Linked DNA regions of Homo sapiens: region 2 is linked to region 1. Evidence: read pairs that join two places in POLR2A ChIA-PET (ENCODE). Cell type or tissue: GM12878. All regions are shown on one strand. Each heading gives the region's core, and the rest is flanking DNA. Links, peaks and the distances in the headings are about the cores only.

Region 1 (16,471 bases), core at 10,711-15,710:
CACAGTGTGGTGTAGTGTTCTTATGGGCTCTGGACCTATGGTGCTGTTTTCTCTCCTCCTGCTGAAGGTCCATTCATCCCTCGGGGCTCTCTAAAAGCCACCTTCCTGTGACAAGCATATACTAAGCATCTCAATCAAAGCCAGTTCCTCCCCTGTCCAGCCTCCCTCGAGTGCTGAATTGCAGAATATCCCATTTTTCATTGGATGATGGAAAACCCATTGTTTTCCCAGTGGATTGTAAATTACTTCGGGGTAAATAGGCTGTATATATTCTCAAATTTCCCAGAGTATGTAACTAGGTCACTTTTAGATTCAGATAGATTTTGTTCCTTGAATAGCTAGTACTTTAGGAAACTAAGAAAAAGATCTTTTCAACCTGGTATGTAGCTCTGTCAAACACATCATCAGTATGGGGTAAACCTGTGTTCTCTGTGGGTTGTCATTACCATAGTAGTGTCATTGTATCATTGACAGTGTAATAGTGTGGGGTAGTGTTCTTGTGGTTTCAGCTGCCATCTCTGTACTGACTGCTTTCCACTCCAACATCTTCCTCTTTATCTCAACACTGTAGGTCTACCTGTGTACTGTGTGTTTCAGCATCTCTGCTTGCATGACCCAGGAGTGCCTCCCACTCAATATGGCCACCATGCATGGTCATCTTTCTGCTACTCCCTGTCTCCTGACCCTGCTCCAGCAACACAGACAGACACCCTTCCTCTTTCTATATGTCATATGGTGGGAAATGCCCTTTAGTACTTACTCAGGAGTTAGTTCCTCTGGGAAGCCTTCTGTTCTAGTTTCCTTTTGTTACAGCACTTTCACATTGAATTCTGACGTTCTCTGTACTTATCTGCTTTGTGAGACTGTGAGCTTCCTTAGGCAGTAGCTACTTGTATTCTTAGCACCTTGCCCAGTGCCAGGAAACCCTTATTAAGTAAATGAAAAGACAGAACTGACAGACTGGAATTAGAGCTCAAGCTTGCCTCAATCTCAAGCCATTAAGATGAAGGGGAGCCGGGCGTGGTGGCTCACGCCTCTAATCCCAGCACTTTAGGAGGTAGTTTGCTTGAGCCCAGGAGTTCAAGACCAGCCTGGGCAACGTGGCAAAACCCCATTTCTACAAAAAATATAAAAATTAGTTGGGCGTGGGGGTGTGTGCCTGTACTCAGGATGCTGAGGTGGGAGGATCACTTGAGCTCGAGAGGCAGAGGTTGCAGTGAGCTGGGATCACACCATTGCAATCTAGCCTGGGTGATAGAATGAGACCTTGTCTCAAAAAAAAAATAAATAAATAAATAAAGGGGAAGATAAGGATTGGAAACAGAAGGAGCAGCATGTGGACAGAAATGTAGGCACAAGAAGGCATCACTCACTGAAGAGACTGAAGGTGGTTCACTGTGCCTCAAGACTGGTGGAGTGTGTTTCCGGAAAGATAATGATGAAAGAGCTGGACAGATAAACAGGGGCCAAATGTAATAGGAGTCTGGATTTTATTCTGAATATGGTAGGGGCTATTGTAGCATCTTATATAGGGAAGTGAAATGAGTACATTCACATTTAAGGAATATCAACCTGAAAAAAGAGTGGAGACATTGTTGGGGGAGAGTGAGGTAGACTAGAGGCAGGGAGAATATTTAAATAATTGAGGTAAGAAATGATGAACACCAGTATAAGGTGATGTCTTTAAGGAATGGAGAAGGGAATGAACTGAGAAATATTTTGGAAGTAGAATCAACAGAACTCACTGACTGACTGGATATGGAGGTGAGAAAGAGAAGAGTCAAGAATGATATTCTAATTTCTAACTTGAGTGACTGCATTCAAAGAGAATACAATATCAGGTTCCATTTTGTGCATGCTGAGTTTGAGATGTGTGGGACATGTACAGGGAGCTGTCCAGTAAGCAATTGGGTATATCAGCTAGCCATTAAGAGAGAGATCTTTGATAGAGAGGTTGTTGCTGAGTTGAGCCATTGGAATGGGCAGGATCACTCAAGAAGAGCTTATAAATGAGAAGAATTCTAGGAATAAGTCCAAAGGGAGAAGTAAAAGAAGAAACTTGCAAAGGACACTGAGAAGAAATAGCTCGAGGGATGGGAGAAAATCCAGAGAGAGGGATGGCATAGGAGTCAGTGGAAGGAAACGGTTTCATGGGGGTCAGTACTACTGGGTAGTGAATATAATAAGAATATCTTTTAGGATTTCTCAACCCAGAGATAGGTAAGCTTAGTATAAATGCTTCTGTGAAGTAATGAAATGAGAAACCATGCTGAAATGAGCTTAAAGTGAATGGGAGGTGAAGAAACTTGGACAGTAGAGACACATTTTTAGGGAGTTTGACAGTGAAGAGAAGGAAACTAGAAGAGGGAGAGGGTGATAGATAAGAAAGATGTTGGGTGGAGGGGATTTGTTTTTTTGTTTTTTTGTTTTTTTTCTGTTTGTATGTTTGTTTGTTTTTGAGATGGAGTCTCACTTTATCACCCAGGCTGGAGTAAAGTGGTGCAATCTCATCTCACTGCAACCTCTGCCTCCTAGGTTCAAGTGATTCTTCTGCCTCAACCTCCTGAGTAGTTAGGATTACAGGAGTGCACCACAACACCCAGCTAATTTTTGTATTTTTAGTAGAGGTGAGGTTTCACCGTATTGGCCAGGCTGGTTTCAAACTCCTGACCTCAAGTGGTCCTCCTGCCTCAGCCTCCCGAAATGCTGGGATTGCAGGAGTGAGCCACCGTGCCTGGCCTGGAGGGAGGATTTTGATTTGACTTTAATGTGCCTGTTGCTGAAGGAAGCATGTCAATACAAATAAAGAAGTTGAAAACATAGGTAAGAGAGGTTGATTAACCCGGTAGGTGTTTCAAGGGAGTTTGTGTGTAGGGAAAGGGAGTGGGAGATGGAAAGGGGCTGGGGGAGACAGGTTCTATCCAGAGACTGTTAAAAGGATTAGTCTTTGATTACAAGAAGAACTCTTCTTATACGTGTTTGGGAAGAAAAAATATGTGAGTAGCTATGGATAATTTTGCAGGAGGTGGGCAGAATACCAAGATATTCTGCCTGGTGGCCTCTCTACTCTTCCTTGAGCTCCTGAGAAAGGATGTGATCTGAGAATGAGGGAGGAAGTGGTATTGGAAGCTGGAGGAGAATGGAGAAGATCAAAATGGTTAGTCTAACAAATGGGAGAGAACTGAGATAGACAAAAGGATTTCAGGGTGGTTTTGAGGGCTCAGTTAAGTCTCCTTTAGGAAGGTTCAGTTCTGTAGCCTTGGCAAGTTACTTAAAGTCTCTGTGACTATTACCTCATCTCTAAGATGGGGACTAAGCTTGGTGACATAGTTTTACATACCAGGCACAGTGCCTGACTTTTTGGCTCTGTCCTGAAGTCTTCCCTTTGTATATGGTATGTTTCGGGGAATAGGAGCCTCAAGCACTTATCCTTTAAATATTTATCCTCCATCAGTCACTAAACGTTTACTCTGTACTTTTGATAGGTGCTGTGGGGGTCCAAGGTATAAAAGGTACCTTCAAAGTTACTGTTAAAGTGCAGGAAGGTTTTTAAGCAAATTATGTTTAATGATTTTGACAATCTGACATGCAGGAAAATTAATAGGGCCTATGCAGAAGAGGAGTTTTATGTAACACTCTGTAGTTCAGGAAACAGAGCCCTTGGAAGCAGTGATCTCTCTGGGGAGGAATGTCTGGTATTTGGGAATCTCATGAAATGATAATATACTTAATTTTTATCATGAGCAGCAAAACACAGATTTGCTAGGAGAAAGTCATCGTATGTTGTTGCATTGGGCACTTTAGATCCCAGGGAACAGAAACTGGCTGGCACAGGAATGGGCATCACTGTGGGGATGGATCATGTAGGGGAAGGATCCCTGGAGAAGTCCAGGAGGTGAGACTTCCCCCTTCCCTTCTCCATGCATGAGTCCACTTCTCTCTGTTGACTTTCCCCTTGTCCCTCTGGTGACAGCAGCTGCTTACCTCTGGAGACCCCCTCACATTTCTGAGAGAAGGAATCTGGCTTGCCTGGCTAATTCCCATGGTCTATGTTTGGGCAGAATGTCTTAGCAAGTTGTGTAAAGATAGTGTATTCATATATTAATAATAATAATAACATCTACTGAACATTTGCTAGGTGTTCAGACCTGCACTAACCGTGTTACAAGTATTATTTTTTTGTAATCCTTTCCATAACCCTGTGAGGTAAGTACTGTTATCACAGACAAGGAAACCACAATGTGGACCTGTTCATGAACTTGCTCGAGGCCACGTGGCTCTGGAGTTCCAGCTCAGGTCTGCCTGACTCTCAATCCCATGATATTAATATACTGGCCAGTCACTATTTTGGCTGTATTGGGGTCATATTTATACCCTTGGTCCAGTTAGCTATGTTGGGTCACTTTAGTACTGATAGCCAGGGAGATGCTGGGCTTGATAGGTTAGTATAATTCTATGTATTACCTACAGAAACTGTTTTTATAAATTGTTTTGTTAATATTTGTTTGTCACCTATTTATTCATTTTATTTGCACTGGTGAAAATAAACTCATCTTTTAAAAACTGTGGGGAAAATATCCAAACATTGTGAAAACTTGATTAACCTTGTATTTTCTGTACACCTGGGGAGGGATGCTGTTATGCTGTTTCAGCAAAGGAGCAACTTGGTCCAATCTGGGAGACATCTGTGTTTTGTGGAAATCTGACTTGAAAACCACTGTCCAGTCACTGCGTGTATTAGCATTTAGGCCTTGCTCTTCTGCTATGTATTATTAATGTAGTGTATACATTTCGAGACACATCATCACATTTGTCAATTTATTGATTTCTAGGAGCTGATTTGTATTCTAGGATTGTCTAGTTGGCTTGGGCTGCCATAAAATACCACAGTGTGTGTGGAATCAACAACGGAAATTTATTTCTAACAGTTTCAGAGGCGGGAAAGCCTAAGATCAAGGGCCAAGCCAGTTTGATTTCTAGTGAGCGTTCTCTTCTCAGCTTGTAGACAGCTGGTATGTGCTCACATGGTCTTTTCTTGGTGCACATGTGAAGGGGGAGAGAGAGAGTGGGCTCTCTGGTGTCTGCTCTTACAAGAACACTGATCCTGTCATGAGGGCTCCATCCTCATGACCTCATAACCCTAATTACCTCCAGAAGCCTCATCTCCTAATACCATCACATGGGAGGTTACAGCTTCAACATATGAATTTGGTGGGGGTGCAGCTCAGTCCACAGCAGGTAGTAATGTGCATTTTAAAACTTGTTTATACAGTACAAGAAGTTACTTACTGAAGAAGGACAAAAAATAGGAACATTTGAGAGATTTATTTCTGGTTCCATGGCTGGAGCAACTGCACAGACTTTTATATATCCAATGGAGGTGAGTACCATTGTCAAGTCTGACTGTGTGATGGTGTTCGTGTTGGTTGTCTATTGCTCTCTAACAAGTTATCCCAAAATTAACAGTTTAAAACAAGCATTTATCATCGCACAGTTTCTCTGGGTCAGGAATCTGGAAGCAGCTTAGCTGGGTGCCTCTGGCTCAGGGTTTTTCACAGCCCACAGTCAAGATGGTAGTCAGAGCTTGGAATCAGCTGGAGGCGGATTCCAAGCTCACTCATGTTGCTGCCAGGCCTCACTGGCTATTGGCTGGAAACATCAGTTCCTTATCACGTGAGCCTTTCTGTAGGCTGCCTGAGTATCCTCAAAACACAGTAGCTGGCTTCCCTAGAGTCAGTGGTCCAACAGAGAGAGAGAGAGAGAGTGCCTAAGATGAAAGCTGGTATCTTTTGCCTCTTCTGCTGTATTCCATTGATCACACAGACCAACCCTGGTAGAGTGTAGGAGGGGCTGGTATAATGGTGTTAATAACCGGAGACAAATATCACTGGGGGTCACTTTAGAGGCTGGCTGCCACTTTAGAGGCTGGCTGCCATTCCTGTCCAAAGAGTTTCTGTACCATAAATTTAATAATGGAATCTCAGGATTTGATTATATGGTGATTATCCTAATTAGACATCCTTTCATTAGTGCATAGGTTGGCAAAACACAGACCTACGGACTGTTTCATACAGCCCTTGACCTAAGAATGCCTTTTACATTTTTAAAAAGTGGGCAACACAGGAAAAAGTGAGAAAGATCTAAAATCGACACCCTAAGATCACAATTAAAAGAACTAGAGAAGCAAGAGCAAACAAATTCAAAAGATAGCGGAAGACAAGAAGTAGCTAAGGTCAGAGCAGAACTGAAGGAGATAGAGACACGAAAAACCCTTCCAAAAATCATTGAATCCAGGAGCTGTTTTTATGAAAAGTTTAACAAAATAGACAACTAGCCAGAATAATAAAGAAGAAAACAGAGGAGAATCAAATAGACACAATAAAAAATGATAAAGGGGATATCACCACCAATCCCACAGAAATGCAAACTACCATCAGGGAATACTATAAACACCTCTATGCAAATAAACTAGAAAATCTAGAAGAAATGGATAAATTCCTGGACACATACACGCTCCCAAGACTAAATCAGGAAGAAGCTGAATCCCTGTATAGACCAATAACATGTTCTGAAATTGAGGCAGTAATTAATAGCCTACCAACCAAAAAAAACCCAGGACCAGACAGATTCATAGCCGAATTCTACCAGAGGTACAAAGAGGAGCTGATGCCATTCCTTCTGAAATTATTCAAACAATAGAAAAAGAGAGATTCCTCCCTAACTCATTTTATGAGGGCAGCATCATTCTGATACTAAAACCTGGCAGAGACACAACCAAAATAGAAAATTTCAGGCCAATATCCCTGATGAACATCAATGTGAAAATCCTCAATAAAATACTGGCAAACTGAATGCAGCAGGACATCCAAAAGTTTATCCACCATGATCAAGTTGGCTTCATCCCTGGGATGCAAGGCTGTTCAACATATGCAAATCAATATAACGGAATTCATCAATAAACAGAACCAGTGACAAAAACCGCATGATTATCTCAATAGATGCAGAAAAGGCCTTCGATAAAATTCAACACCACTTCATGTTAAAAACTCTCACTAAACTAGTTATTGATGGAATGTATAACAAAATAATAAGAGCTGTTTATGACAAACCCACAGCCAATATCATACTGAATGGGCAAAAGCTGGAAGCATTCCCTTTGAAAACCGGCACAAGACAAGGATGTCCTCTGTCAGCACTCCTATTCAACGTAGTATTGGAAGTTCTGGCCAAGGCAATCAGGCAGGAGAAAGAAATAAAGCGTATTCAGATAGGAAAAGAGGAAGTCAAATTGTCTCTGTTTGCAGTTGACATGATTGTATATTTAGAAAACCTCCTTGTCTCAGCCCCAAATCTCCTTAAGCTGATAAGCAACTTAAAGCAAAGTCTCAGGGTACAAAATCAATGTGCAAAAATCACTAGCATTCCTATTAACCAATAATACACAAACAGAGAGCCAAATCACGAGTGAACTCCCATCCACAATTGCTACAAAGAGAATAAAATACCTCGGAATACAACTTACAAGGGATGTGAAGGACCTGTTCAAGGAGAACTACAAACCACTCCTCAAGGAAATAAGAGAGGACACAAACAAATGGAAAAACATTTCATGCTCATGGATAGGAAGAATCAATATCATATCATAGGAAGAATCAGTGGCCATACTGCCCAAAGTAATTTATAGATTCAATGATATCCCCATCAAGCTAACATTGAATTTCTTCACAGAAATAGAAAAAACTACCTTAAATTTCATATGAAACTAAAAAAGAGCCTGTATAGCCAAGACAATCCTAAGCAAAATGAACGAAGCTGGAGGCATCACGCTACCTGACTTCAAACATACTACAAGGCTACAGTAACCAAAACAGCATGGTACTGGTACCAAACAGATATATAGACCAATGGAACAGAACAGAGGCCTCAGAAATAACACCACACGTCTACAACCATCTGATCTTTGACAAAAACAAGCAATGGGGAAAGGATTCCTTATTTAATGTATGGTGTTGGGAAAACTGGCTAGCCATATGCAGAAAACTGAAACTGGACCCCTTCCTTACACCTTATAAAAAAAAAATTAACTCAAGATAGATTAAAGTCTTAAACATAGACTTAAACTATAAAATCCCTAGAAAAAAACCGAGGCAATACCATTCAGGACACAGGCATGGACAAAGACTTCATGACTGAATCACAAAAGCAATGGCAACAAAAGCCAAAATTGACAAATGGGATCTAATTAAACTAAAGATCTTCTGCACAGCAAAAGAAACTATCATCAGAGTGAACCGGCAACCTACAGAATGGGAGAAAAATTTTGCAATCTATCCATCTGACAAAGGGCTAATATCCAGAATCTATAAGGAACTTAAGCAAATTTACAAGAAAAAAAAACCCACCAAAAAGTGGGTGACGGATATGAACAGACACTTCTCATAAGAAGACATTTATGCAGCCAACAAACGTGAGAAAAGGCTCATCATCCCTGGTTGTTAGAGAAATGCAAATCAAAACCACAATGGCATACCATCTCACGCCAGTTAGTTAAAAAGTCAGGAAACAACAGATGCTGGCAAATATGTGGAGAAATAGGAATGCTTTTACACTGTTGGTGGGAGTGTAAATTAGTTCAAGCATTGTGGAAGACAGTGTGGCAATTCCTCAAGGATCTAGAACCAGAAATACCGTTTGACCCAGCAATCCCATTACTGGTTATATACTCAAAGGATTATAGATTTTTCTACTATAAAGACACATGCACACGTATATTTATTGCAGCACTGTTCACAATAGCAAAGACTTGGAACCAACCCAAATGCCCATCAGTGATAGACTAGATAAACAAAATATGGCACATATACACCATGGAATACTATGCAGCCATAAACAAGGATGAGTTCATGTCCTTTGTAGGGACATGGATGAAGCTGGAAGCCATCATTCTCAGCAACCTAACACAGGAACAGAAAACCAAACACCACATGTTCTCACTCATAAGTTGGAGTTGAACAATGAGAATACATGGACACAGGGAGGGGAACATCACACACTGGGGCCTTTTTGGGGATGAGGGGCTAGGGGAGGAATAGCATTAGAAGAAATACCTAATGTAGGTGACAGGTTGATGGGTGCAGCAAACCACCATGGCACGTGTATACCTATGTAACAAACCTGCACGTTCTGCACATGTATCCCAGAACTTAAAGTACAATTTTTAAAAAGTAGGCAAAAACAAAAGAAAAGAAAAGTAATATACAACCGAGACCTAATATTTTAGGCTTGCAACGACAGATATTTTACTATTTAGTCTTTACAGGAAAAGTTTTCCAACTACTGCTTTATAGCAAAAATAATATTGTAGATGTGGAATTTATTGATATAGCAGAGGGGTTTTTAGTAACTGATGACTTAAGCAAGATAAATACAATTTTCACCGATATGTGGTATGCATGCTAATACAGCTTTTTTTAAGCATCTTAATATGATTGTTTATATTACTCCACACACCTCTCAAAAAAACTTAATACCTATTTTTCCTCTCATATCCTCCATATCAGTTAATAGTATCACCTTCCCAACTCCCCACTGCCCCATCCTGTGTTCCAAGCTAGAAGTATTGGGGTTATCCTTTATACTACCATTTCCCTCACCTTCCAGATGCAGGTGGTCACCAGTCAGTTTTGTTAAGACATCAATAGATTATCTTGCTTCCATTTCCTTGGTCACTTCCTTCATCAGATCCTCCTTGCAGTAAACGGGTCTCTCTGGCTTTGGTCTTAGCCCCCCAATAGAGGTAATACATGAAAGAGAATGTATCAACAAATTGTACAGTCTTTTGAGTGACAATATGTGCTAGGTATTTGTTCCATGTAAAATTACTTCATTTGAATCCCATGATGATAGAGTTAATATGAACAATCATATTTTGTTTTTTTTTATATCCAGGTTATGAAAACCAGGCTGGCTGTAGGCAAAACTGGGCAGTACTCTGGAATATATGATTGTGCCAAGAAGATTTTGAAACATGAAGGCTTGGGAGCTTTTTACAAAGGCTATGTTCCCAATTTATTAGGTATCATACCTTATGCAGGCATAGATCTTGCTGTGTATGAGGTGAGTTTGTAGAAATCTTTTGAATTGGAAAATGCAGTTAGATCTTGTTAGAATTGGACTTTATATGAAGAAGTAGATATATACCAGAAAACAGTGTGTGACCAGAAGTAAATTCAAGCATGTGTTATTTGAACTTTCAAGTAACTTGAGTGTGAATATGCATGGGGTCACTTTTGTATTAGATTTTCTTGGGAATTGCTTTTGTTAATGAAGAGTAGACTCAAAGTTAGGTATAGTTGTTCACCTTAAAAGGTGTTTCTAGAGATTTTTTCCTTTGTTTTGGATTTGCAAAAATCTGACATTAAGCCAAGTGACTAATGTGACTAACATGAGTAATACAGTTTCATTCCTTGTACGGAAGAATACAAATCTTGGATCAACCCTGCAATCTAAATCATTTAATAATTTATGAATCTCACAAACAATTATTGAGCACACACTATACAAACCACTAGGTTAGACACTGGATCTGGGGATTCAAAGGACTCAATGTGTGCCTTGAAGAAACTGAAGGTCTGGTGGGGGAGACAAACGACTAAAACTCAGCGTGGTTATCTGTGCTGCGACAGACATGAGCCAGGGTGCATGTTAGGATGAGACCTAAGCTACAGCGTAGAGGAAGAGTGGAATGTGTAATGAAAAGAAGAGTCGAATTTTTTTTTTAAAGAGCTTTATTGAGATTTAGTTCATATTCCTTACATTTCACTCATTTGAAGTGTACAAGCAAATGGTTTTTGGCTTCTTACATAATTTTTAAAAATTATTATAAAATATAAAATTTGCCATTTTACTAATTTTAAGTGTACAATTCAGTGGCATTAATTACATTCACAATATTGTGCAACCATCAACACTATTTCCAAATCCTTTTCCTCACTCCAAACAGAAACACCTTAACCTTTAAGCAATAACTTCCTACCCTCCGTAACTCAAACCTTTGGTAACCTCTAATCTGCTTTCTATGTCTAGGAATTTACCCATTCAAGATATCTTATAAGTAGAATCATACAGTATTTTTCTTTTTGTGTCTGATTTATTACTCTTAGCATAATGTCTCTAAGGTTTGTTCATGTTGTAGCATGTATCAGAACTTCATTTCTTTTCATGGCTGAGTAATATTCCGTTATGTGTATATACCACATTTTGTTTAGTCCTTCATCTGTTGAAGAGCATTTGGATTATTTCTACTTTTCCAACATTGTGAATAATGCTGCAGTGAACATTGGCATCTGCGTATCTGTTCGAGTCTATGCCTTCAATTCCTTTGGGTATATATCTCAGAATGGAATTGCTGAGCCATATGGTCATTCTGTGTTTAGCTTTTAGGAACTATCAGACTGTTTTCCATAGTGGCTGCACTTACATTCTCACCAGCAACATACAAAGGTTCCAGTTTTTCCACGTCCTTATTAACACTTAATTTCCATTTTAAAAAAGCTTATTTTTATTATGGCCGTCCTCTTAGGTGTGAGGTGGTATGGTTCAGGACTTTACTTCTTGTGCTGAGTTTTTTAAAAAATTGTGATTAAAAACACATAACATAAAGTTTATGATTTTAACCATTTTTAAATATATAGTACAGTAAGTGTTAACTGTTTGTGGTTTGTTGTGCAACAGATCTCTAGAACTTTTTCACTTCTCAAAACTTAAACTCTATAGTCATTAAACAACAGCTCCCAATTTCCCCTTCACCCCAGCGCTGTGTAACCTACTTTCTCGTTTTATGAGTTTGACTACATTAAATACCTTGTATAAGTGAAATCATGTGGTATTTCTCTTTCCGTGACTGGCTTATTTCATGTAACATAGTTTCCTCATGATTCATCCATATGATAGCATACAACAGGACTTTTTTGTTTTTAAGGCTGAATAATAATTTGTTGGGTATATATATCACATTTTCTTTATTCATCTGTTGATGGACATTTGGATTGTTTCTACATCTTGACTATTGTGAATAGTGCTGCAGTGAACATGGTTGTGCAAATATCTCTTCAAGATACTGTTTTCAGTTCTTTTTGACATATACTCAGAAGTGGAATTTCTGGGTCAAATGGTAATTCTATTTTTAAGTTTTTGAGGAACCTCCATGTCATTTTCCATAGTAACTAGACCTTTTTGTTTTTTAACATTTCTATCAATGTACACCAAGATTCCAATTTCTCCATGTCCTCCCCAACACCATTAAGTGGGGTGGTGGTCTACTACTATTGCTGTGTTGCTGTTTATTCCTCCCTTCAGTTCTGTAAGTGTTTGCTTCATATATTTAGGAGCTTAATATTAGGTCCATATGAAGTTATAATTTCTTCCTGGTAAAGTGACCCATTTATCATTATGTAATGTCCATCTTTGTCTCTTGTGACAGTTTGTGTCTTAAAGTCTATTTTGTCTGATGTAATTATGGCCACCCCTTTTCTCTTTGGGTTCCCGTTTTTATGGAATATCTTTTTCCATCCTTTCACTTTCAGCTTATGTGTGTCCTTAGATCTAAAGTGAGTCTCATAGATAAGGTATAGTTGATTCTGTATGTGTTATTCACTCAGCAATTTATATCTTTTAATTAGGGGATTTAATCCATTTACATTTAAAGCAGTTACTGATAGGGAAGGACTTACTGTTGTCATTTGGCTAGCTACCTTTTTATCTTTGTCCTGTGGCTTTTCTGTTTTTCCCTTCCTCTCTTCCTGGCTTCTTCTGTGTTTTGTTGATTTTTTTTTTTTTTTGTAGTGATATGTTCTGATTCCCTTCTCATTTCCCTTTGTGTGCATTCTATAGATGCTATTTTTGTGGTTACCATTGCAACTACATAAAGCATACTAAAGTTATAGCAACTTATTTTAAGCTGTTTACAACTTAACTTCAGTGGTATATAAAACTCTATTTCTTTACATATTTCACCTCCTCCCCACAAACTTTATGTCTTTTGATATTGTATATCCTTAACATAGATTTATAGTTACTTTTTATGCTTTTCTTCTTTAAATTCTGTTTAAATTTTGTTTTTGAAATTTAGATTTTCAAGTTATTTATATACCTTCATTACAATACTATAGGATTTTATAATATTCTAAATATTGACCTTTACCATAGAGTTTCATATTTTGTGGTTTTGTGTTGCTATTTATCATCCTTTTGTTTCTCCTTTTAGCCTTTCTTGTAGGGCCGGTCTAGTGGTGATAAGCTGTATCAGCTTTTGTTTGTCAGGGACAGTCTTAATTTCTCCTTTTTTGAAGGGCAGTTTTGCCCATACAGTATTTTTGTTTGGCAGTTTTTTTAAGTTTCAAAACATAGAATATAACATTCCATTTCCTTCTAACCTGCAAGATTTCCATTGAGAAATGCACTCAATGGATTTTTTAATCCATTGAGATAATTTTTTAATCCTGTAGGATTTAAAATTTTTAGTCTTACAGGATTAAAAAATTAAAAAGTTAAACTTGTTATATAACATATTAACATGTATTTTATACTTAAAGTATCTTATGTTTAAAAAGTTGATTATCATATATATTTTATACAGTTTCTCCTAATTATTGCCTTCTAATGAAATACAGGGACCTAGAGTAACAGGGATAAAGTATGGCCTTTTGATCAGCACGCCTGGTTCTGAGTCCTTCTTAAAAAAACTCTGGGCCTGGTGTGGTGGCTCATGCCTATAATCTCAGCACTTTGGGAGGCCGAGGCGGGCGGATCACCTGAGGTCAGGAGTTTGAGATCAGCCTTGCCAGCATGGTGAAACCCTGTCTCTACTAACAGTACAAAGATTAGCTGGGCGTGGTGGTGGGTGCCTGTAATCCAAGCTACTCAGGAGGCTGAGGCAGAAGAATCGTTTGAACCTGGGAGGCAGAGATTGGGCCACTGCACTACAGCCTGGGTGACAAGAGCGAGACTCCATCTCAAAAAAACAAACAAAAACTCCGCTGAGATGAATTTTTCTCATTTCTAAAATCAGAATAATAGATTTATGTAAGAGTTTCTGTAAGGCTCAAATGAAATATATGTAACGTGTAAAATGAGATACAATTAGTAGAATTATATTATTTTATTAATACTCACCATAAGAGGTGTTCTTTAGATCCTGCAGCGTTTGCTGCGCAGTTCACGTTTGTTTAGAAGAATGTCAGTAACCGGTGCAAACCTCATGTGTTCCGCACCCCCAGTGGCCTCCCACCTCTCCACAGAGTCACCGCCTCCTGCAGTGCCTGCTGCTTCTGCAAATGCGTGGCCTCATCCTGCAGAAACGGGGCTTCTCATGAGGTTGAGAATAGCTGTGAAAATGTTTACGTTGAAGTTGTAGAGTTCGTTAATTATTTTCTTCTTTATTTCTCTGGCAGCTCTTGAAGTCCTATTGGCTGGATAATTTTGCAAAAGATTCTGTAAACCCTGGAGTCATGGTGTTGCTGGGATGCGGTGCCTTATCCAGCACCTGTGGTCAGCTGGCCAGCTACCCATTGGCTTTGGTGAGAACTCGCATGCAGGCTCAAGGTGAATTTTTGATTACAGAACCACACCGATAAAAGTGCTGCACCAGTAATGTGCTTTTAGAACTCCAAGTTCTACTAAGATGCAGACTGTAGTTTTAAGACAGTATTTCTCAACCTTTTTTTCATTATTGCCTCCTTAAGGAATCTTTTCAGAAATTCTTTTTCTAAATGCTCCCTCGTCATGAAATTTTAATGCGACAGAAGCATTGCATATGTACTGTATGCATACATATGCCTTATAGATAAACAGAGTACTATTTTTTTTGACTGTGTTACATGCACGTTTTAAGATTATAAGCTTTAGTATCTGATGGATTTGGGTTCAGATCCTTGCCTCAGACTTCTTGGGGTTTTTAATGGGAATGAAAATTGTACAGTGTTGTAAGAATTACCAACAATATAAATAAAGCATCTTGGGTTTGTTAAATTTTTGGTAAATGGTGGTTGGAATCATTTTTTAGTGTTGCGTAGACCCTACAAGTTTTGAGCTGTGATTCCTCCTCACTGTGACAGTCTCCATTGTTGGCTTTGATTACACTGTACCATCCTGGTTGTTCTGCCAGCCCATTGATAACTTTTACCATTTGCTGGCTTTTATTGCTATCCCCACTCTATTAAAGTATGCATTCAAATGCCTTTCTTTTCTCTTTGATGCTTTCCCTGGTCAGTCTTATCCATTGTTTTCTTAAGTAGTACACCTTGGGCATCTACAGCTCTATTCCCAACCTCCCTTCCAAGTGCCAGCCACAGCAACCCCAGCCAAGCAGTCAGTAACTAATTGGCAAATACTCCCTGAGCCATTGTCCCATTCTAGACACTGCCAGATGCTAGGGGTAGAGCAGTCAACAAGTCAGGTGTGGCCCCGCCAGTGTAGAGTAGAGAAGACGTTATGTCCAGCAAGTAAACAACCTGGTTAAACCAACTCCTCTTTTGTTAGGGGAGCACAGAGCAAGGAGCTATAACCTAACTTGGGCGCTGCAGAATGCTGTCAGTGAAGCTGAGACTGGAAAGATGAGTGGGAGTTAGCTGGGCACAGGCCAGTGGAGTGGGAACAGAAAACATTCCAGTTGAGGGAAAGCATGTGTGAAGACACTGAGGCAGGCACCAACATGGTGTATTTAAGGAGCTGAGAGACAGTCATGGCTGTAGAGAAAAACACAAAGTAGTGAACTACACGTTTCTTGTGTATTCTCTCATTTCACCATCATAACCATCTTGGGGATGGGAATACTAACATTATCCCCATTTTTCAGATGAGCAACTGGGGCAGAGAGAATTTAAGTAACTCCCACAAGATTATACCTGTGGTAAATAGTGGGACTGAAATTCAGACACATGCAGTCTGATTCTAACCCTCCTGTCTGCCAGCTCTGATCCAGAACTTTGCATGACTGATACGGCTGATAGATTGTCTATGGCTGATAGACTGTCATTTCTGACCTAAAAGTCTGATCATTTTACATCTGTTCAGACATCTTTGCAGCCTTTCGGTGTCAGTTCCAAAGTTGTTAGTGGGAATTTCAAAGCCTTTAATAATCTAGCCCCACTTTGTTCACTCTCTGTGTAATAACCACATACAACAATTGGCTGCATCTCCATAGCACATGGTACTCCTCCCGTTGTCTTGGTTGTGCCAGCAACACTGGTTTTCGCTTTCTCTTCCTGCTTGTTGAGGTCATTTCCAAGGCCCAGGTCTTTGTGCTTTTTCCCAAGCTTCCCAGAGCTTCTTCCATACTCCCCTTACTTCCTGAGATTTAACTGTTCTCTCTTCAGCGCTTGTCTAGTAAGAAGGAGGCAGCAGCAGCACTGTGGGGTGGTGGAAAGTGTACCAGCTTTAGAGTCAGACCATTGGATCTCAGCCCTACCATTTT
Region 2 (5,000 bases), core at 1-5,000, 360 kb after region 1:
TGTCCAATAGAACTTTCTGTGATGATGGAAATTTTTTGATAACTGTGTAGTTCATTACAGTGGCCACATGTGTGTGGCTACTGAACACTTAAAATGTGGCTAGTGCAACTGCAGAACTGGGATTTTTGTTTTTAAAATTTAAATTAATTTAAATAGCCTCATGTGGCTAGTGGGTACTATACTGGAGAATACAGCTTTCCAGAATCTTTCAGATTCTGTAAAAGTAGAGATACAAGTTGCTTGGGGCCACCCAGGCTAACTTTGTGTTATACTGATATAGAATCTGCAACTCAAATGGGTTAGTAATCTACTTAAAGTAATAAAGTAATTTATTACTTTAAGTAATAATTATAAAATTATAATCCAGGTGTTTATACTTCCCAATCACAGCCCTTCTCATTCTGCACATCTTTGACACCTGCAAATTTATGTTTCTGCTGCTATGGTTAATATTAGATTGAAAAAATTTTGGAAAAAGAAATCTTATATTTTCTGAACTACATATCTAATTAGTATTTTCCTCTTTTCTCAGGTTATAGAAACATTATCACGACTTTCTCGAACACCTATAGCATTGGCCACAGGAATCAGGTAAGCTCTGTTTTCGTTGTTCATGTGTCCCATTGAGTTCAGTGTAATGATTCTTTATTAAATGGTTACTATTTGTGAAGCATCTTGCACACAGGTACTATGTCTCATTCATGAAGAGTGCCTGGTATGTAAGTATCCCGTACACGTTTGAAATTAATTGAGCAAGGTAGAACTTATTGATAGAGTTGAATAACACATTGGCTAAACATTGTTCTCAATTCACAGGTGACTGTCACTGGTGTGGTTCTTCTTTTTTTTTTTTTTTAACTTTCCTCCAACATTTCTGTACATATGATTCATTAAAGTAAACACAAATGCTTAAGTAAATAAATATTTATAAGATGTTGTAATATGTTTATTTCCTATAGAGTAGATCATAATAACTCATAGCTTTTAGGAGTTTAAGAAATAATCAAACAAGTATAAAACATGTGTACAAGAATGTGTATTGAAGGTTCAGTAGTAAATTAAAAACCTGGAAGTAAATTGGTTAAATATAGTATGTCATCTCCTTGCAATAGAGTATTATGCAGTTGATAAGCATAAAAATATAGATGTGTATGTTGTGTTGAGCCTTTTCTGTTTCAGATACTACATACTTAAGTTAGATCAGTCAGCAAAGATGTATTATATAAGTAACATTAGGAAATAAAGCAAAACAGTCTCTACTCAGCCTGGTTTCATGGAAATGGATCAAATTTGTTTTTTACCTTCTTTATTCAGTGCTCCATATTTCTGTCTCTGGCCATCACAGCCATTTTTCTGTGTCCAGCTCACATTCACATTCTAAGGGAGAGAGGATCCAAGCAGGACTTAGTGGGGTTCTCTGCACTGGCTACAAAGCACAGTGAGCTCAGGAAAAATGCCCTGCTGGTACAGGACCTTTCTCAGAAATGGGCCATGAATTTGGCAGCTTTCTATGTATATGGTCTGTCGGCTGGATAAATGTTTAACTCCTAATTTGCTCTTCAATACATGCATACCTTTCATGTCAATATATATTTTATGTTATTATATGTAAAGATTTTTTTAAAGCATGATCAAATTTTTATGTATTGATTCTGAAAAAACGTAAGTCAAAATTTTTCTCCTTTTTTTCTCATCTATATTTTCTACAATGAACTTGCATAATAAAATGTGCCTTAATTTATAAAAAATGATTATGAGACTACATTTCTCACACACTGATTTATTTGAAAAACCTAGTCTCCTCAAATGTCTTCAGTATTAAATTAATCCATAAGTCAATGTGAAACTCTGCTTTTAATATAACTAGTAATTATTTAAAGCTTATTTATTATTTTGATGGATCCTCTGGTTTTTATGAAACATGTGATATGCTGGCTGCCTGAAAAGAGTAGAATTTTTGGCACAGTATGCTTACTGTGATTTTGTTAGACATAAATTTAAGGCAGTTATGAAAAAAGGACATAGTACCATGATGCAAACAAGGAAGCCACACAGTGGGAATAGGAGATACATTAAAGGTGATTTTCTTGAATAGGGAACAAAGAAAACACTCTATTCACCCCAAGGTCTGGTTGACTCATTTGTCTAATAAACGAAAATAAAACATACAGCTTAAATACCCTAAAGTCTGAGCAGAAATGTCAGGGTCAATGACCGTATATGTAAAGGGCACAATGTTTTTGTCTTCTACTAGTTTTCATCTACACTAGTGAACGGAGCCATGGAAGGATGATTGCTACCAAATTATTTGTTATCAGATCCCACAGCTGAAAAGAGAGGGTGCTGAAGGCAAGGGTACATGCACAGCTGTTTGTTGTCTGACTTGGGGTGCTGCAGTGGGTGAGGTGACCCTGCAGGTATGTGGCAGGTGGGAGATCAGATAAGCACGTTATTATGACCCCCTGCACATGTGACTGTGGTGACCAGCTGTAATTGCTTCAGATGATTTCAGGTGGCAGGTGTTACAGCCTCCCTAGGGGAACCCCAGACAAAGCCACTGAGCAGGCACTTTAGGGAAAGCCCTAGATATTGTTAGACATGGTGACTGATCTGACCATTTTGGCAGCAGACAACTTACATATTTAGTGAGGGTTAAGTGCGCAGCCTGATTGTTGCTCGTTCACTCATGGGTTTGTTTTTTTGTTTTTGTTTTTTCTCCTCTTCCTAGGCCCTTCCCAACAGAAGAAAGCATTAATGATGAAGACATCTACAAAGGCCTTCCTGATTTAATAGAGTATGTTGAAAATTTCAAGCAAAATTTAGCCACTGCCAATTTATGTGTCCATTGTGGGTTTTAACTGTGGATGTTAAAGTAAGCTATCTGAAGGAGGAAAAGTGGCTTAATTACTGATTAACCTTAAACTGGCGATGGAAAGCTTTACAAGAAAATGTACTTCAACTGGTTTTTAGTTCCTGTTTTGTGTCCCCATGAAGAATAAAGAAACTTACTCTAATGAAGTAAAATTTCAAAGTTTCTCAAAGGCATAACAGAAGTAGTAGATAAAACTGGAGTTAGGGAACAATTTAAAAGAAATAGAATCTGCTGCTGGAGTTGTGGGACACATAGTGCATGCCTTATAAGTTCAAGGAAGGGAGAGATAAGTGTGGGTTGGAGCTATTCGGGATGTTTTAGTAGGCGGTGTTTGTTCTGAACAGAGAATCTTTTTGGGCTCTATTATTTAATAGTCAAGAGAGGCAAAAGGTCCTTGCAGCCGATTATCTTCTGCTGATTGAGTGACTTGTACAGATTACAAATAAATATATGCGTGATCGTTACTCCTCAAGGAACTGATGACATGGATCAGGCATGTTTGCAAAGAATCATAATAAGAAATAGATTATGCCCCAAGACAGATTCAAATGCTATGGAACTTCATCCATTCATTCATCTATCCTTCCTCATACACCCAACACACTGGGCTTGTTTTAGCCTTGTGACCTTTACACCTGCTATTCTTTCTGCCTGTTTGACTGATCCCTCAGCGTTCAAGTTTTTGCTTAGATTTCCCTACAGAGAGGCCTTCTCTGACTATCCTGTCTAAAATTGCCACCACCCCCTTACATTGCTGTGTTTTTACAGCATTTGCCAATGCCTGAGACAGTCTTGGTTTGCTTCATTTATTGTTTGTCTCCTCATTAGAAGGTACACTTTTGTGAGGTGTGGGACTTTGCCTTGTTCATGGCTGTATTCCTAGAACTTCACAGTGTCTGGCATATAGTAGGTACTCAATAAGTATTTGTTTTCCAAATTAATAAGTCAAAACTGCATCTAGCATCTACTGTTTGCCAGGTATTACACCTGGCAATAATAATAAGAGCTTACTGAGTTTCCATTTGTGTGCTAACCAGGTTATATGCACTATCTTATGTAATACCACAATATTACTAGGTTGTTATTATATCTTCACAGTTTAAAAGTGAGAAAACTGAATTTTGAAAAGCCTAGTTACTTGCTGAGGGTAATATTGCTAGTAAATTGTAGTCTTTGGATTTGAACTCAGACACCTCTTATTCTAGAGCAGAGGTTGTTAGTCACAGCCCCAACTTCCAGATCCCTCTCAGAGCTTTTAGTAGAAGAGTAGAGGGGGTGAGCACACCCACTGCAGTCACACGATGGATGGCCAGCAGCTCTTTCCAGGGTAGGTGGCCTTGAGAATGATCTTTCAGTCTTATATTTTAAATATCTATTAAGAGTAGTTTCTTATCTCTTAAAATCTCTAAGAACTCACCAACAGTAAGCAAGATAGTGCCAGTTGTTTTATTGAATTGGTTGTAATCTTCATAAAGTGACTAAGATTATTGGTAATGTACTCAGATTGTTTAAGGGGAATATTTAATTTCTAGTGCCGTGATGCTATTCTTTTTTTTTTTTTTTTTTTTTTTTTTTGTGACTGAGTCTTGCTCTGGCACCCAGGCTAGAGTGCGATGGCACGATCTCAGCTCACTGCAACCTCCACCTCCTGGGTTCAAGTGATTCTCCTGCCTCAGCCTCCCAAGTAGCTGGGATTACAGGTGCCTGCCACTGCGCCCAGTTAATTTTTTATTTTTAGTAGAGACAGGGTTTCACTGTGGTAGCCAGGATGGTCTCGAACTCCTGACCTCATGATCCACCTGCCTTGGTGTCCCAACGTGCTGGGACTACAGGTGTGAACCACTGTGCCCAGTCGATATTCTTTTTTAACCCATACCAGTGGTGACTTACACCTATAAATTTTTATAGCTTCCCCATTTTGTTCTTTTCACTGTTATTTAGGCAGACATGATGTCAGGATAAATCCAGTGAGGATGCATTCCTAGCTAAATTTGGAGAAAACCTTGGTTTCCTGAATTGGCTGCTCTGAGATGCCAGCCCTTGCTCTGTGAGAGGCAGTCTGCTTTAAATTTCTACCTGGTGGCCGAAGGTCCGAATGTATTTGCAGGATTAAAGAAATTATTTATTT

The links. ChIA-PET counts read pairs that join two places held together with the same protein. Peaks named below come from ENCODE experiments on the same cell type or tissue, not always from the same donor. Only the 100,000 strongest peaks of a DNase experiment are listed, where the experiment ranks them.
Region 2: POLR2A ChIA-PET joins it to region 1 with 6 read pairs; 2 of 35 experiments call an interaction of 5 or more read pairs at or near these places.

Annotation. Positions count from the first base shown.
Region 1 is chr1:108,137,188-108,153,658 of GRCh38, reverse strand. SLC25A24 (solute carrier family 25 member 24) reads left to right here. Exons shown (of 10, transcript NM_013386.5): 7 at 5,273-5,380; 8 at 9,949-10,116; 9 at 14,451-14,601. Among named protein-coding and RNA genes, the nearest start is that of SLC25A24, 55 kb to the left of the region's middle. In GM12878, for the core only: no CTCF peak of the experiment used is centred there; no DNase peak of the experiment used is centred there.
Region 2 is chr1:107,775,025-107,780,024 of GRCh38, reverse strand. It overlaps VAV3 (vav guanine nucleotide exchange factor 3), which reads left to right. Exons shown (of 27, transcript NM_006113.5): 3 at 533-591; 4 at 2,729-2,794. Among named protein-coding and RNA genes, the nearest start is that of MIR7852, 120 kb to the left of the region's middle. In GM12878, for the core only: no CTCF peak of the experiment used is centred there; DNase peaks (open chromatin) are centred at 2,554 and 2,874; H3K4me3 peaks cover 478 bases; H3K27ac peaks cover 1,131 bases.